Linked DNA regions of Mus musculus: all the other regions are linked to region 1. Evidence: chromatin contacts called from ENCODE Hi-C or POLR2A ChIA-PET data. All regions are on one chromosome and are shown on one strand. The core of a region is the stretch at or near the end of the contact, and the rest is flanking DNA. Distances in the headings are between cores, read along the strand shown.

What was found. A loop is a pair of places that touch in the nucleus more often than their neighbours do. ChIA-PET counts read pairs that join two places held with the same protein, here RNA polymerase II (POLR2A).
Region 2: a map of left cerebral cortex shows a loop between it and region 1 (6-fold over the local background). The contact joins the enhancer-like site here to the promoter of Nup210 in region 1. A Hi-C loop is called at or near these places in 5 of 37 maps with a recorded cell type or tissue (gastrocnemius, heart, left cerebral cortex and 1 more). POLR2A ChIA-PET finds 5 or more read pairs at or near these places in 3 of 5 experiments (Patski and embryonic stem cell).
Region 3: POLR2A ChIA-PET joins it to region 1 with 14 read pairs in embryonic stem cell. The contact joins the promoter of Hdac11 here to the promoter of Nup210 in region 1. A Hi-C loop is called at or near these places in 1 of 37 maps with a recorded cell type or tissue (gastrocnemius). POLR2A ChIA-PET finds 5 or more read pairs at or near these places in 3 of 5 experiments (Patski and embryonic stem cell).

What each region holds. Positions count from the first base shown.
Region 1 is chr6:91,115,215-91,118,312 of GRCm38, reverse strand. Nup210 (nucleoporin 210) reads left to right here and starts at 1,487. Exons shown (of 40, transcript NM_018815.2): 1 at 1,487-1,695. The coding sequence starts at 1,529. Gm30364 (a long non-coding RNA gene) reads right to left here and starts at 1,092. Exons shown (of 4, transcript XR_003956467.1): 1 at 128-1,092.
Region 2 is chr6:91,074,799-91,077,896 of GRCm38, reverse strand. Nup210 (nucleoporin 210) reads left to right here. Exons shown (of 40, transcript NM_018815.2): 7 at 1,181-1,339; 8 at 1,922-1,990. Among named protein-coding and RNA genes, the nearest start is that of Nup210, 40 kb to the left of the region's middle. Within about 2 kb of position 1,441, at least 1 of the 3 ENCODE cell types and tissues checked has a DNase peak (open chromatin) inside an H3K27ac peak, as active enhancers do; it is heart, where a contact is called at or near this core.
Region 3 is chr6:91,155,246-91,158,343 of GRCm38, reverse strand. It overlaps Hdac11 (histone deacetylase 11), which reads right to left and starts at 1,529. Exons shown (of 10, transcript NM_144919.2): 1 at 1,497-1,529; 2 at 799-947. The coding sequence starts at 1,498.

The sequences.
Region 1 (3,098 bases), core at 238-2,737:
TCTCAAACTTACTAATGCATCCTATGTGGAAGACACTGGCTGCCCATAGCAGGTCCTGGATGAAGAATGGATCTGTCACTGTGAATTCCTTCGAACCTCTTTAATTTTAGCCACCTGATCCTAGTACCTGGTTAAAAGCATGAAAGGCTCAGGAGTGAAGCCGGGTGTGTGATCTCCAGCGCTGGAAACTAAAAACAATGAAGCATCACCAAGAACGCGCAGGAAGAGTTTGCACAGACACCCTGGAGGAGCGTTGCTTTTCTTTTATTTCCTGGAAGAGGATGGTGGAACTTTCCCTCCTCCTGTAGCACGTGGTACCCAGCCTGGAAGACTTGTCCTCTTCTGGGTAGCTCCTCTCACCCCCATTCCTGGTCCAGGGTCCTTAGGGCCTGAGGGTGCCCTCCAAATGTCCCTCCTTGTATCCAAATGTCCCAAGGCAAAAGCGAGTTAGGAAGGAAAGGGTTTATTCGGCTTCCTTATCCCAGCCACACTGGATCATTGAGGGAAGCCAGGCACTCAACCAGGGCAGGACCTGAAGCCAGCGCCACGGAGGAAGACAACTTACTGGCTTGTTCCGTATGGTTTGCTCAGCTTGCTCTCTTAACACTTCAGAACCTCCTTTACAGAGGTGGCACAGCCCACAGTGATCTGGGCCCTCCCTCATCAATCATCAGTTAAGAAAATGCTCCATAAACAGGTCTACAGGCCAATCTGATGGGGGTATTTTCCCAATTAAGGCTGCTCTCCCCAGAAGACACTAGTTGGTGTCAAACTGACAAACAAAAACTACATAGACTAGGAATGGTGGCCTCTCAGAAACCCAGCGAGACCTTAGTATCCATTCCAGAGAGTTTCTCCTCCAGGAGGCTTCCCCAGCCGGCCTGAAATTCAGCTTCAAGTCTTTGTTTATGCATGACATCAGCCTGTCACTTTTCTTCCAGATCCCGCTGGTCGATCCAGGTCCTAGTGCAGCTGAAGTCAGGTTGCACCGTCTACTTTCAGGGACGTGTTGTTCCCTCACTAACCTTTCGGATATTTCCCTTGGAGCATCCATGGGGCTGTTTAACAGGAAGTTCCCAGTGTTGTCCTGCTGATGGATTGATCCCGGAATATCTCAAGACCTTCTTGGCCCCTGGGGAAGTGTGGCTTTGGAAAGGGGGCGGGGGGGGGGGTGTTAATCAGTGAGCGCTCCACACTGTCCTAGGGCGCCTGTCTTAGTGCTATGTCCTGGCTCCACCGCCAGAGGCTCCAGACAAGGCGGAATGAACAAGAGCGAGCCTGCTGGAAGGCTGCCACCAGAGACGGGCGCGCGGCAGAGGCCTTAGGCCACGCGCTACGGGCTCCGGGGCTGAAAAAGCTCGCAGGATTCGGCGCGCTCTAGGGGCTCAGCACCAGGCGCGTGCTCTCCGCTTTCCCGCCGGTCCCGCCCATCACTGCGCTCGCCCCGCCCCACGCGGCCACCTGCTACCCAGCGCGCGCCGGTGGAGGGCGCGGGAGCGCGCGCCCGGGCGCTAGCGAGGCCGGGAGGATGGCGCGGGCCTCACTAGTGCAGCCGGCGCTCTGGGCGCTGCTGTTGCTGCAGGTAGTGGGTCCCGCCGCGGCCGCCAAGCTTAACATTCCCAAGGTGCTGCTGCCCTTCACGCGGGCCACGCGCGTGAACTTCACTCTGGAAGCTTCTGAGGGCTGCTACCGCTGGTGAGGCGCGCGGGCCCGGCGGGAGGCGGCAGGTGCGCGCGGGAGGGGGCTTGGGCCGCAGGTGCGTGGCGTGCTCGCTCCAGCCGGCCCCGCGTGACCCCGCGGCGCGCGCGCTCTCTCTCTGCGCATGGCGCCTGGGCCACTCGCGTCTGGGCTGCGCGGGAAGAGGAGGCTGTGATCGCGGGCCATGGAGGGCAGCGCCGCACGTGGCCTCGGTCCCCAGCTGTCAGGGCCCTGAGGAGCTCCAGCTTGAGCAGCCACGCTCTGGAGTCTGTGGGAGACGGGGGAGGTGGGACTCACCCCTGGCGCCTGACTGGTGTGAGAAGAGTGTCTGTAGAGACCTGGGCAAGGAGTCTGTGGGAGACACACCACACCCGTTAAGCCACTTAGGGAGAGTCATTAAATCTTGGATGAAAGGACCATTTTCCAGCTCAGAAGTGGGAGGCAAAGGAATTAGATGCTGGTGGAGTAGGGTCTGCCTTGATGACCTGGCTTCCAGCAGGGTGTTGCGGTCCAGCCTTTGGCTAGGCAGATGAAGGGAGAACTTCTCGTTGCTGGGTGCAGGCTGAGTAGGGTGTGATCAGGTCACACCCTTGACCCACACCCTCACTAGTGCGACATAGTCCCTTCCTTCTCTCAGGCTACATTTTGCTGCCAGCCTCCTTAAGAATGTGTTTAGGTCATTGGTTCTCAACCTGTGGGTTAAAACCCAGTTTGGGGCCTCCTGTCAGATATTCACATTATGATTCCAACAGTAGCAACATTACAGTTATGAAGTAACAACAAAATAATTTTATGGTTTTAGTACAGTTCAACAACAGAGGAATTGTAGTAAAGGCTTACAGCATTAGGAAGGTTGAGAACCACTGATCTAGGCTAAGGCTTAACTAGCTAGGTGTGTGTGTGTTAATGTTCTATATGATGCCCAGAGCTCAGAGCCACATTCTGCTATATGTAGTTCTCAAATTTAATTTGTTTTAAAAGTCTGCCTCATAGGGGGTGGCACTGTACCTCTATAATTACTTCACTAGGGAGGCTGAGGCAGTAGTGCCGCTTTGAGGTCAGTCTGGAGTGTCTTTAGGTTGGCCTCTGGAGTATGAAGAGGCAGAGTCTTTCCATTGCAGTTTGGAGTAAATGCTTTACCCAAGGGGAAGTGTTTATTCTTCTCTGGGGCTTTGTTTTGAGTGAGGAGGTCAGCTGTTAATACTCTGGAGGGATACATGCTCACTCCATTGTTGAAGTTGTCTGCTTGATAGATGGGCCAGAGAGAGGAAGCTGACTATTTAAAACAGCTGGCTCCAAGGGAATCAATCTCCTGGCGTGTATTTGTGTGCTGCTTCCTAGGAAGTTCTGTATGTTTCTTCCTAGAATAACATTTTCTGTCTTTACTTCCTCTCTAACTG
Region 2 (3,098 bases), core at 192-2,691, 40 kb after region 1:
TGCTTTGTTTTTAATTTCTCAATCTTTTCAAAAATTACGTTTTTAAAATTCTGTATCTCTTTGTGAATATGTGCATGGGGGTGCAGGCGCCTGCAGTGGCTTAGGCATCAGTTCCTCTGAGCTGGAGTTGTGAGTTGCCTAAATGTGTGCTGAATATTGAACTCAGGTCCTCTGCACTCTTATTCCCTAAGCCACCTCTCCAGCCCCCAATCATCAGTCTTCCCGTGCTCTCTGTCGCGGTACGTGAGCATGGGGGTATGTGAGCATGGGGGTATGCCTGCCACTGGTCTGAGAGCAGCCTCAGGCCAGCTGACATGGAAGCCTCTGGGGATTCTCCTGTCTTCCATCATGCCATAGGAATGCTGGGATTGCAAACACATGCTACTGCTTTGTGTTGGTGCTGGGTTTTGAACACCCTTTGGACACCTTTGAACATCCTCATCCTTACCCAGCAAGTGCTTTACACACTGACCCATCCGTGACATGTTTTCTAGCATATGAAGTTTAGGTTCTTAAAGCAGTGGAAGTCATAGCAGACCATGAGCTAGCTTCTCACCTGACTTGCTCAGCCCTCTCTAAAGTGGGGATGCCAGTAGTCCTTGTTCCTAGGGTTGTTGAGAGATGAGATGAGGGAAATTGGTCATGAGATGCCTAAGCAAGACCAGAGCTCTTTCACCGCAGAGTCTGGTGTCGCTTTTCCTTTCTGGGAAATTGAACTCCTATCCAGCAGGTGTCTTCAAACAAAAGTACTGTGTTCTCTGCCCAGAGAGTGAAGATGGTGGGTTTCCCAGAACCTGTGATTTCCTGGGAATTGTTCTGTGACCTGGGCTCTTGTTGGGAAAGTCATTTTTACACAAATTTAGACCGAGGGGGGAGCACAGAGAGTGGTCAGGATTAGAATCATTCTTTGCGATGGTAAGCTGAGCATCCAAAAACCCATAGAAGACCATCAGGTCCAACTTTTTTGGTAATACAGTGAGAACCCCACTGGGCCCAGATGTAGAGAAGAGCTTGCTCACTTCGGGGGGGAGGGGGATGGTCAGGTGTTCACCACTGCTAGCATTCTTCAAGCTGCTGTCTTGACAGCAGGTCCCAAGAGTCAGGGCTGGAGACGGCCGTCTTGGTGTGCAGCATTTCACACTTTCATCTTACCTGCTTTTCTCATCTCTTTCTCATACAGAACTCTCAATGCCTTCTGATCAATATGAGCTGCAGCTCCAGAACAGCATCCCAGATCCTCAGGGAGACCCCGCCCGTCCTGTGGCCATCCTGACACAGGACACATCAAGAGTCACTGCCATGCAGATGGGACAGAGCAACCTGGTCCTGGGCCACAGGAATATCCTCCGCTCTGGCACCGTGTCGTGCTGACTGCTTTGAAGCCAAGTTGTTTTTCTCCCTTAAAGCCAGCCAGGACTAAAAATAGCACTGTTTCCCCATCTGTCTGAAAATCAGAAAGAGCCTAAATAGCAACCCGCTGAGTGGAATTGCTCACCTCTGTAGATGACTCACAGAGACTCCCAGAGCCAGGAGTCTGGCGGAGGCATACGTCACTCCAGGCCTCTGGAAGCTTCCCAGGAACCACAGTCCCTCCCCTCAGAGGGGGCCTGGCAGAAGCTGTGTGAGTACTGTGCGAACACTGGCACATAGGTTGTTGAAAACCCAAGATGGATTGTATGCCCTGGGGTCCCTGGTGTCCCTTGCAGAGACTCGGCTTTGTAGGGCAGATGGTACAGTAAGGGTCTTGACTCACCAACATCTTCGCTCTAAGATGTAGATCTTCGGCCTAATCTAGGGGTTCCTCACCCACTTCTTAGTTCATATGGTATCTGTGTGATGCTCAAACCGTGTGCATCAGGCAGAAAGCCCTGGCTGCTTTACCCTTTGTATCTTATGTTTTATACCTTAATTAAGAATTCAGGTATCCGTATGCAAGGAGCTTCTAGGCTCCCCAACAGCACCATCTATGTGGTTGAAGCCGGATACCTAGGTAAGTCTGGCCCCCTGGGGTTTCCTACACATTGATTGCCTGTGATTCCATCATTTGAGAGATCAAAGAGTAAAAGCAAGACCTGAGATTCAGCTCAGCAGTATATGTCTTAGCTCATATGAGAATAGTCAATCCCTTGGACCTGTCAGCAAAAGCAAACCCACCTAACTGCAGAGGTACAGTAGCTCTCACACTGACCACATCCTCCGCCATGCTCACGGCCATCAGTCCTCAGCCCTGGCAGCATGCAGACCTGAGTGCTGCTCTGCACCTGTCAAGGTTGGGGACCCTGTGCCTAGCTGGTCATCTTTAGGTTGATGTGAGAGTTGGCAGTACCTTGGCAGGGAAGAAGGAGGCATCAGAGAGAGGAGGGAACCACCTGTAGCAGTAAATGACCCTGAAGCCCAGGTGGATCTGGGAGCTGCAATGATAGCCAGCGCGGAGACCTTTGGGGCATGTGTGTCATGGGAGTCACCATGGTAGTGTTTTCTTTAGTCTGAGGCAGCTCACCTAAGGAGCTCACAGCCAGAGTTCAGTCTGGAGAGCAGTGGCCAGATGGGCAGCAGTACCCTTAATTAAGATCCTCTTGTCAGGGAGCTTGTGAACCTCTGGTGGTGCAGCACCCAGCTAACAGGCACCAACCCCCGTATGCCTCAAGGACCCTTTGTGTCTCGGCAGCATCCTTTGCCTGATTGGCCTGGGGTGAGACTTAGCTCCACAGTAGAGGTTGGTACAAACAGGTGGCAACAGTGTGGTAGGAGCAAACACCAGGGCAGAGGAAAGACTTCGGGAGGTTCATGGGAGGCAGGTGCTGTGTCAGACTGATTTTCTGTGGTGGGAAGGGCACCTGGCAGAGTTAACAGCTTAGTTGGAGCTATGGAGATGAGAAAGCAAACAACCTTGTGGGAATAGAAGTAGCTAGTGTTGCATTGTGTGTGGGGGATGTGGGGTGGAGGAGACAAAGGGCTAGCTAGGTGCTCTCAGAGCCCAGACCCAGATACATCTTATCCAGAGCTCTCGGGAGCTTTAGCCTAGGATCCAAAACCTGTTCTAGCTTCAGACTTAGACCTGTCATCCCTGAGAGTTTAGACCTTCTGTGGGTACAGGT
Region 3 (3,098 bases), core at 280-2,779, 40 kb before region 1:
ACGCAGGTCCAGGCAGGGGCTCCCTCCCACAGCCTCCCATGGCCTCCGACACCTCCAGACTCAGCCACGGTGCCCAAGGAGCCTGCCCTGTGGTCCTGCCTCCCGTCCTTCCTCATCCTCAGAGGCGCAGGAGTAAGAGGGGCTGGCGCTCACTCCCAGCTGAGGGGGATGAAGAACCCTTCTGTTGTGCCACTGAAAGAGGCAGGAGCCCAGATGGGGGCAGAGGGCACCAGCAGGAAACCATTTGTGCAGTCAACAGACGTGCAAGGCTAGCATCCCAGCCTTATACCAACACCACACATCACCTGTGTGCTTTCTAGTCCATGACTTCCTTTGGATGTTCAGGCAGGTCCCTACAGCGGAGGGGGAAGCTGTACCACCTGCCGTAGATAGGAGGTCCCCCGAGGAATGAAAACAAACCCAACAGAAACAGCTATGTTATTAATGTCTAATTTGATCCTATTTTTTGCACGATGCAGACCTGGGAGCTTGCTCTAGATTTTTAGGAAGGGAGATAGGGATCTAACTGGAGGGAATACAAGACAGGTCCCATCTTGCTTAGTAGCCTGCCTGGAAAGACCCTTTAACAGCAAGGCAGAAGGCAGTAGGCAGTCTGGGGGCTGAAATCAGGTAAGGATGGAATGAACACAGGGATGGAGGAGGCAGATGTAGGTCTGAGGGGGTGATGAGGATAGGGAGAAGGAAAAAATGGAGAAGGTCGATGCAGGTCTGAGGAGGTAGTATGGATAGGGAAATGGAGGAGACACGTGCTAGTCTGGGGGGGGGGGCGGCTCTTACCTTTCAGGAAGTTGATCACCTTGCCCCATTTCCCAGCATCAAAGGGGTGCAGCTTCTCCAGGCCCATGAAGGTGATGTTGTAACGTGGTGAGTACACGATGGGCCAGCGTTTCTCTGGTACATGCTGGTACAGCTGTGTTGCGTGAGGCCTTCAACGTGCAAAAGAGACACACATATGGACAACAGCCTCCTTGTGGAAAGCAGTGTTCCCCTCCCCACTCACACCAGGTCACTTAACAACCAACAGGAATGAAAACAGCTCCTTCCTGAACCCTGGCTGGCTTTGATTAAATCAGCTTCCAACACAGTCCTAACAGCGGCTCTGGGGACCAGGTGTGCCCAAGGTCACATGCCAGTGCCAGGTGTATTCAGGAGTACTGGTGCCAAGGCCCAAGGCCTGCACGGGGGAAGGCGGGGTGTATGGTGTAGGGGCTGGAATGTGGCTGTCTCACGAGTTAGCTCACACATCTGTGAAGCTGGGAACAAAATGCGCTGGGGCGGGGGGAGGGGAGGTGAGTAGACCGCGACTGCAGGAGGCTGTGCCCTCCTCGCAGCCCTGCAGCCCACCGCGGTGCCCTGCAAAGGGGAGAACCACCGTTCGTCCGCACGGTCACCCAGCCCGCCCCCAGCTGTCCCGCCGTGCCCATGGGAATCCCCAGAACCCATGCTTGGCCCCACGCGCGACCCCGCACACTCACATCCCGCAGCCGGCCCTGCCTGCTCTGGACGCCACTCCGCACCGGGAGGGGTGGGAGGGGTGCAAGAGGCAGGGCCTACGCAGAACACACGCCTCCATGGCGCTGGGAGCTGGAGGTGGAGCTCTGGCCTGCAGCTGCGTCACAGACGACCGGACCGGCGCCGGCCAAGGAGAAGCACCCAATGGAGTGCCGCCTGGAGGGCGTGGTCATGCGCAGCTCCGCCCGCATTCCCAGGGTAGAAATAATCAGACACTTGGTTAGGTGATGTGACCACGGGCTTCTCTGCACTATGTGGTGGTCTGTTCTGGGCATACCAGCCCAGCTATATGTTCTTTCCTGCGGTGCATCCCTGCATTCCTGTACCATCTGTGGCTATTTCACCATGGTATAAACAGTCCCCCACTTATAAAATGCCTTGAACCTGTTTCCCTATTGTAGAACAGGTCTGGTGATCCTATTTTTAGGGTCCAGTCGTGAATATCTGAACGTATCTCCTGTCTCCATTCCCCCTACACCCTGACCCTGGAAGCTGACCGACAGCTGGGGCCCCAACAATGGAGGCCAGAAGAAGAGACAATAGGCCCCTGTTGACCCAGCTGTCTTCATCAACCAAACAGAAGCAGCTGACCAGAGAAGCAGCCAGGAACTAATATGGCAGCTGGGAGCCCAGGGGCCACAGGGTCATGTGAAGGGAATGGGCAACGTTTTTTTTTTTTTTGTTGTTGTTGTTTTGTTTTGTTAGGGCATGAGGTAGCATGTCACAGTGAAGATCAAAAGTCAGCTCTGGTCAGACAAGTTTTTCCCTCCACCTTTGTGTAGGTTCTAAGGATTGAACTCGAACTCTCTGGCATGAACACCAACAATATGTATCTGCCAGCCAAGTCTGATCGTTGTCTGACAGTTTGGAAGAATGCCTCTGATGTGCCTACTGCTAGGTAATTTTCAGAAAACAGGACATAAATTCTGAAAGATGCTGAGAAAAACTGCCCCTAGGAGTGTGAGCTCAGTCAGGAGTTACTGCCCCAGCCATGGGTAGTGGGGCTGACCCAGAGGAGACACTGCCTTCAGTTCAGAGGACAAAAGGCAATTTCTTGTTCTTAGTGGTTTGGGAGCGTTCCCATATCATGTGGCCTAGCCTATGTGTTAGGAGTTACAGACTTTGAACCATCGTAGATAAGACAGTGGCATTATGATTTAAAGTTGCTATAGACTTGGGCAGTTAGAAGAAATAGCATTTGCTTATTACAAACCGGGAGGGGAGTCTTCCTGATTCCTTTGGTATAATGAAGTTTGAGCCTATATTCAGCCCAGCCTGGGCTATCTGCCAGCACCCTGGTCTTGGAAGGTTGAATCTGTTTGCTGGGCTTTCAGCGCTAGGAGATGATGTTGACTGTGTACCTTCTGGGGAAGCTGAGAGACTCCAAAGATAACATCAGCTCTTACTGAGTGCCTGTCATTAAGACAGAGCTAAGCCAGTCCCCAGAGCCTCATTCACAATGAACTCTAAACACCCTGGAAGGCAAGTTTTATACAAGAGAAACTGAGGCAGAAAGGAAGAAAGAAAGAAAGAAAGAAAGAAAGAAAGAAAGAAAGAAAGGAAGG